Regions from separate parts of the Homo sapiens genome. Here region 1 is linked to region 2. The links are chromatin loops, found by intact Hi-C in ENCODE. Cell type or tissue: PC-3. All regions are shown on one strand.

Region 1 (4,000 bases), 120 kb before region 2:
AGAATTTCACTAGTTTTTTCCTAATCTCCTTTTTTTCTGTTCCAGGATTCCATGCAGAATACCACCTGACATTTAGTCACTGTATCTACTTAGCTTCCTCTTAACTGTACAGTTTCTTGGACTTTTCTTGTCAATAACCCTGAAGTTGTATTGTAACCCTCCAGTTTGACATGAGGTTCAATAATATTCCAGCAAAAGAACAATATTAGATTATAATCTTTGTAATATTTTTCTGAACTATGGTGAGTCCTGACAGAGTCAGTCCTTGCCTCACTCCCAGGCTTCCTGAACCAATCAACTCTTTGGCCCACCCTGAGTGACTTTGTAACAATGGCCCCCAGAAATCTAGCATCATAAGCTCCCTATGACTTAAGCATCAGTAACAGCTTTTTATTCAAAAACACAAGAAAGAACACAACCTGTGAGTCAAAGCAGAATTGTTGAGGGTACTTATGGAGACAAGTTACATCTTTCAAAGACTGCTCAAATCCTGCACATGTTAAGCTTTAAAAGATTTGTTTACCACCAGAGTAATGAAGTGGAAAGCACTAGGTTTGGTATTCAGAAACTCGCAGTGCATTTTCCACTTACAATCTGTGTGGTTTCAATCCTAGCACTTAACCTCAATAATTCCATATATACCAATCTGTTATTATAACTCTCTAACGTGATGATATATGTAAAGAATTTTTGTGACCTCTGTAGCCTGATATACAAATTAATTTTGTTGGTCATCATTACTCCTATTGCAGTTTAAAGCACTTATAAACTAAAAAGATTTCATGCATGTGGTAATTTTCTACTTCAAATTTATTTTCTTAGTTAAGTCCGATTTTAGAACAGCTGTGAAAACTATTTTGGTCTTCATAATAAAATATTGACATCCTACTGCTGCCATTCAGTGCTTACGATGTACCAGGTACTTACTTCACATTTGCTGCAACCCTATGACATAGTTAATGACATGATTTCCATTTTAAATATAGAGAAACTGAGGTCCAGAGAGGTTTATAAAACTTACTCAAGGTTACACAGCAAGTAAGTAGAGGAACCAAGAAATGAACTCAGCCTGGCATTAAACCACCCATGTAGGCAGAGACCTCGTAGCCTAATCATCTCTTAAAGGCCCCACCTCCCAATGCTATTACATTGGCAATTAAATTTCAACATGAGTTTCGGAGGGAACACTATGCAAACCATAGGAGAGGATTATTATTAATACAACCTATTTCATTTGGTTACTGTGAAGATTAAATGAGATACAATGTGTGGTGCGGGGCAGGAACTGAAGCTTTAGCATTACTCTGTGTAGTGCCTAATACAGTTAGGAAGCCAGGTTGCCTGGGGTTGTATCCTGGCTTTGTTGTTACTGTTGTGTGACCTGGGGCAAGTTTGTTAACTCTCTGTACGTGTCTCCTCATCAGTAAAATGGACATAATTTTATTATAAAAATTGAATAAGCTAATGTTTGTGCAGTGCTGAGAACAGTGCATGACACATAGGTTTGTTATGAGCCGATTACACGAGTCAGTGGACACAAGAAGCACTCACAACGTGTTAGCTACTATTATTATTGCCTGAAACTGGAGCCTAATGCTTCTGGCATTGCTTGAGCAAGAAATGAACAATGAACCTTGAGGCTGGTTCCAGACCTATCAGGAAACCAGGTTTTTGGCTCAGGCCTGCCAGCAGAGGTCATCGACCGGAGAGATTAGTTACTACCTCCAGGTGTTGTTGACCCTTGTTCAAAATAAGAAGGAAGAATGTATCCAAAGAAAGAGGCAGCAATTTACCACAAATCTCCAAAAGCTTCATTTTAATTTTAAGAGGGCTTTCCTGAGCTTGGGAAAGAAGTTTGACTACTTCTGCCACAGATCTTTATTCACCTGTTAGCATGACTTTATATCCGTTCCGTTGCCATAACAAGAGGAGCCACTCCATTATTAAAGTATAGTTACATTACCCAGTCACAAATGCTGCAGTTTTACATAGGTACAAAAATTGCATTTATTTACAACTGGGGCTTGAATAAATCAGACAAAAGTGAGATGATAACTTTTTTCCCAACACATTCACATATAATTACCAACTAAAGAAGCCCTTTCAATCTATTTGCTCTATTTTTACCTAGCATGTAGGATAATTATTGTCTGGGATATTGTGATGTACTGAACCATATAAAAATAATTCTTCAAAGAAAACCTCTGCAAACCATTGAGCAACATGAACAGGACTCTTGTCACAAACAGAGACTGACAAGCCAATCTTTGGCATTTTTACACAATGTTGAAAATCAGTTTGAACTGGCAGGTGTAAAGTTCCTAGATTCACACTTGACAGAATAATTCAGTACTGATACTTTGTGACTGATAATAGGCAAAAGGTGTGCAACAGACAATAGCCCTACAGGAGAGAATAAAGTTTTGTTCAAGAGCTGATAAAATATAAATATTTTATATAAAGCTTCTCAACAGCTTAATGCACATAGAATTCCATTACCATAATACAGCAGATTATTTTGAAAACATCACAAAACAAACACAGCATAATTCTCCAGACCGATGAAAATATCCATCCCACACATGCCTCCTCCAGGCTTCTCTGACTTCCTAGTTGGCAAATATTTACAAAAGTAAAAACTTGCCTTTCCATGTTTCTGTAAATTCTACTCCTTTACCCCTCCAATGGTGCCCACCCAACAGAGAAGTATGCCAGACATCTCTGCCTTCCCTTGCTTGCACGTGATATTCTGTAATAACTCCAAATCAATAATGGACTTCATTTTCCTCTCTCTTTTTTATAAGGGAGAGTCATCCAGTAATTGTTTTAAAAATCCATTGAGTGGAATAAACTTTTTGTCACTAAACACCTAAAAGATTCCTTGGAACACTTCTGGTCAGGGATAGCCATCTGATGTCACATGACCAACAAATCAATCACACTTCAGTCTAGCTGGGTCCAGGGGCTTTTTACCCAATCGAGCCTCCAAAAGTATGTCCTAGGACAGTGCTTCTCAAACTGTAATGTGCATGCACGTCATCTGGGTTCTTGCTGAAATGCAGACTCAGATTCACTAGGTCTGAGATGAGACCTGAAATTCTGTATTTCCATTAGGTTCCTATGTGATGCTAATGCAGCTGGTTCAAGGACCGCACTTTGAGAAACAAGGCTGTAAGAGAGGCAGAACAACTGAAGATAACTAGAGAGAACACCTGTCTGAAACACACTAATGTTTCCTTTGCATAAAACCTATATCCTCAATATATTGAATATTTTTAATCTTAGAACAGGAGAGTGGAGTGGTCACCTTTGCTTTTGGCAGATGGGATAAACTGAAAAATGTTTATTTTTATCCTTTTTAGACAAAAAGGGCCAAGTAAGGAACAGCAGGATCCAAAAGACAGAAAGACAGAATTTTCTTTTCTAACCTAGAGCCCTTGTCCAATGCACCAGCACCAGCATTTTTTTTTTTTTTTTTTTTGAGACAGAGTCTCGCTCTGTCGCCAGGCTGGAGTACAGTGGCACAATCTCGGCTCGTTGCAACCTCCATGTCCCGGGTTCAAGAGATTCTCCTGCTTCAGCCTTCCAAGTAGCTGGGACTACAGGTACGCGCCACCATGCCCAGCTAATTTTTGTATTTTTAGTAGAGATGGGATTTCACCATGTTGGCCAGGATAGTCTTGATACCTTGACCTTGTGATCTGCCCGCCTCAGCCTCCCAAAGTTCTGGGATTACAGGCGTGAGCCACAGTGCCTGGCCCAGCACCAGAATTTTACTTCCCTCTGATGGATAAGGGAACTCTCTGCTCCAAAGTGGTATGTGCCATGTTACAGCTCTATCCCATACCCAGAAACCACAAAGACTGGCATGCTAATATTTTCATTTAGGAAAATGTTTAATTTTGTAGGAATAAATGAAGACATGAAGTTGTGGATAGTTAGCATTGATTTCATTATAAATAAAATTACTTATAAAATCATTCACAGAAAACAAGGCTTT
Region 2 (4,000 bases):
TGTTTTATCAGAGAGTAAGATTGCAACCCCTGCTTTTTTCTTTTCTTTGCTTTCCATTTGCTTGGTAAATTTCCTTCATCCCTTTATTTTGAGCCTATGTGTGTCTTTGCACGTGAGATTGGTCTCCTGAATACAGCACACCAATGGAGCTTCACTCTATTTAATTTGCCAGTCTGTGTCTTTCAACTGGGTCATTAGGCTAATTTACATTTAAGGCTAATATTGTTATGTGTGAATTCGATCCTGTCATTATGATGCTAGCTGGTTATTTTGCCCATTAATTGATGCAGTTTCTTCATAGTGTCAATGGTCTTTACAATTTGGTATGTTTTTTTGCAGTGGCTGGTACTGGTTGTTCCTTTCCATGTTTAGTGCTTCTTTCAGGAGCCTTGTAGGGCAGGCCTGGTGGTGACAAAATCTCTCAGCATTTGCTTGTCTGTAAAAGGATTTTATTTCTCCTTTGCTTATGAAACTTAGTTTGGCTGGACATGAAATTCTGGGTTGAAAATTATTTTCTTTAAGAATGTTGAATATTGGCCCCCACTCTCTTCTGGCTTGTAAGGTTTCTGCAGAGAGATCCACTGTTAGTCTGATGGGCTTCCCTTTGTGGGTAACCCAACTTTCTCTGGCTGCCCTTAACATTTTTTCCTTCATTTCAACATTGGTGAATCTGATGATTATGTGTCTTGGGGCTGCTCTTCTTGAGGAGTATCTTTGTGGTATTCTCTGTATTTCCTGAATTTGAATGTTGGCCTGTCTTGAAAGGTTGAGGAAGATCTCCTGGATAATATCCTGAAGAGTGTTTTCCAACTTTGTTCCATTATCCCTGTCACTTTCAGGTACACCAATCAAATGTAGGTTTGGTCTTTTCACATTCTCCCATATTTCTTGGAGGCTTTGTTCATTTCTTTTTATTCTTTTTTCTCTAATCTTGTCTTCACACTTTCTTTCATTACATTGATCTTCAATCTCTGATATCCTTTCTTCTGCTTGATTGATTTGGCTATTGATACTTGCGTATGCTTCATGACATTCTCATGCTGTGTTTTTCAGCTCCATCAGGTCATTTATGTTCTTCTCTATGCTGTTATTCTAGTTAACAATTTGTCTAACCTTTATTCAAAGTTCTTAGCTTCCTTGCATTATGGCTCAGAGGAGTTTGTTATTACCCACCTTCTGAAGCCTACTTCTGTCAATTCATCAAACTCATTCTCCATCCAGGTTTGTTCTCTTGCTGGCGAGGAATTGTGATCCTTTGGAGGAGAAGATGCATTCTGGTTTTTGGAATTTTCAGCCTCTTTGCACTGGTTTCTTCCCATCTTCATGGATTTATCTGCCTTTGGTCTTTGATGTTGGTGACCTTTGGATGGGGTCTCTGGGTGGACATCCTTTTTGTTAATGTTGATGCTATCCCTTTCTGTTTGTTAGTTTTCCTTCTAACAGTCAGGCCCCTCTGATGCAGGTCTGCTGGCATTTGCTGGACGTCCACCGTGGACCCTGTTTGTCCCTGTATCACCAGTGGAGGCTGAAGAACAGCAAATATTGCTGTCTGTTACTTCCTCTGGAACCTTTGTCCCAGAATGCCAGCCAGAGCTCTACTGCATGAGGTGTTTGTTGGCCCCTACTGGGAGGCGTCTCCCAGTCAGGATACACGGGGGTTAGGGACCCACTTGAGGAGGCAGTCTGACCCTTAGCAGAGCTCGAACGGTGTGCTGGGAGATCCACTGCTCTCTTCAGAGCTGTCAGGCAGGGACATTTAAGTCTGCTGAAGCTGTGCCCATTGTCTGACCACAATGGCCTTGCTGAGCTGTGGAGGGCTCCACCCAGTTTGAACTTCCTGCCAGCTTTGTTTACATTGTGAGGGTAAAACAGCTTACTCAAGCCTCAACAATAGGAAACGCCCTTCCCCGACCATGCTCAGGCATCCCAGGTCGACCTCAGACTGCTGTGCTGGCAGCGACAATTTCAAGCTAGTGGATCTTAACTTGCTGGGCTCCTTGGGGTGGGACCCACCACGCCAGACCACTTGGCTCCCTGGCTTCAGGCCCCTTTCCAGGGGAGTGAATGGTTCTGTCTCATGGGCATTCCAGGTGCCACTGAGGTATGGAAGAAAAAAAACTCCTGCAGCTATCTCAGTCTCTGCCCAAACAGCTGCCCAGTTTTTGGCTTGAAATCCAGGGCCCTGGTGGCATAGGCACCGGAGGGAATCTCCTGGTCTGCAGGTTGCAAAGATCATAGGAAAAGAGCAGTATCTGGGCCAGAGTGCACCATTCCTCATGGCACAGTCCCTCACGGCTTCCCTTGGGTAGGGGAGAGAATTCCCCAAAACCTTGTGCTTTGCAGGTGATGTGATGCCCCACCCTGCTTCGGCTCACCTTCCGTGGGCTTCACCCACTGTCCAACCAGTCCCAGTAAGATGAACTGGGTACCTCAGTTGGAAATGCAGAAATCACTCGCCTTCTGCATGGATCTTGCTGGGAGCTGCAGACCAGAGCTGCTCTTATTTGGCCATCTTGCCAGCAAATGCCCACATGTTATTTAAGTTCCATATGTTTTTACAGTTTCCAAATTCCTCTTGTTATTTATTAGTCATTTTATACTACTGTGGTCAGAGAAGATGCTTTATATTATTTCAATTTTCTTTGAATGTTTAAAGACTTACTTTGTGACCTAACATATGGTATATCCTTGAGAATGATCCATATGCTGAGGAGAATGTGTACTCTATGGGCCTTGGATGAAATATTCTGTAAATATCTTTAGATCCGTTTGATCTATAGTGCAGATTAAGTCTGACTTTTTTCGTTGATTTTCTGTCTGGAAGATCTGTCCAGTGCTGAAAGTGGGGTGTTGAAGTATCCAGCTATAATTGTACTGGGGTCTATCTCTCTCTTTAGTTCTAACAACATTTGCTTTATATATCTGGGTGTTCCAATATTGAATGCATTCAGATTTACAATTGTTACATCCTCTTGCTGAATTGGCCCTTTACCATTATATAATGGCATTCTTTGTCTTTTCTTATAGTTTTTGTCTTGAAATCCAATTTGCCTGATATAAGTATAGCTACTCCTGCTACTTTTTTTTTTTTTTTTTTTTTTTTTTTTTTTTTTTTTTTGGTTTCCATTGGCCTGGACTATCTTTTTCCATCCCTTTATTTTCAAACTATATGCATTTTTGTTTTTTTAGGTGAAGTATGTTTACTGTAGGTAGCATCATTGGGTTTTAGTTTGTTATGCATTCAGCCAATCTATGTCTTTCTTTGTTTTTTTGGGGTTTTTTTTTTTTTTTTTTTTTTTTTTGAGATGGAGTCTTGCTCTGTCGGCCAGGCTAGAGTGCAGTGGTGCGATCTCGGCTCACTGCAAGCTCTGCCTCCCAGGTTCACACCATTCTCCTGCCTCAGCCTCCTGAATAGCTGGGACTACAGGCCCCCACCACCACACCTGGCTAATTTTTTTGTATTTTTAGTAGAGATGGGGTTTCACCGTGTTAGCCAGGATGGTCTTGATCTCCTGACCTTGTGATCTGCCCGCCTTGGCCTCCCAAAGTGCTGGGATTACAGGCGTGAGCCACCGCGCCTGGCCCAATCTATGTCTTTTGATAAGACAGTTCACTCCATTAACCTTCAATGTTATTATTGATGAGTAAGGACATATTTCTCCCATTATGTTATATGTTTTCTGGTCATTTTGTGATTTTTCTCTTCCTTCTTTCCTTCCTGTTTTCATTTTAATGAATGTGATTTTCTCTGGTGTTTTATGTTTTAATATCTTGTTTTTATTTTTTGTGTATCCATTGTATGTTCCATGAGGCTTGCAAATATCTTATAACCCATTACTTTAAACTGAGGACAACTTCACACTAATTGAATAAACAAACTAACAAATAAAACTCAATATTTTAACTTTTGATTTTTAACTTTTTGTTGCTTCCGTTTATATCTTATTATACTGCCTATGTCTTGAAAATTTGTTGTAATTATTATTTTTGATTGGTTCAT

What was found. Peaks named below come from ENCODE experiments on the same cell type or tissue, not always from the same donor. Only the 100,000 strongest peaks of a DNase experiment are listed, where the experiment ranks them.
Region 1: a loop joins it to region 2, with 2.0 times the contacts of the local background. A loop is called at or near these places in 1 of 110 quality-filtered maps.

The regions. Positions count from the first base shown.
Region 1 is chr13:72,178,364-72,182,363 of GRCh38, reverse strand. No RefSeq gene overlaps it. Among named protein-coding and RNA genes, the nearest start is that of DACH1, 310 kb to the right of the region's middle. In PC-3, a CTCF peak has its summit at 1,703 (motif pointing right); a DNase peak (open chromatin) is centred at 1,563; H3K27ac peaks cover 1,336 bases.
Region 2 is chr13:72,060,642-72,064,641 of GRCh38, reverse strand. No RefSeq gene overlaps it. Among named protein-coding and RNA genes, the nearest start is that of DACH1, 200 kb to the right of the region's middle. RefSeq lists an enhancer at 1,552-2,093. In PC-3, no CTCF peak of the experiment used is centred here; a DNase peak (open chromatin) is centred at 1,851.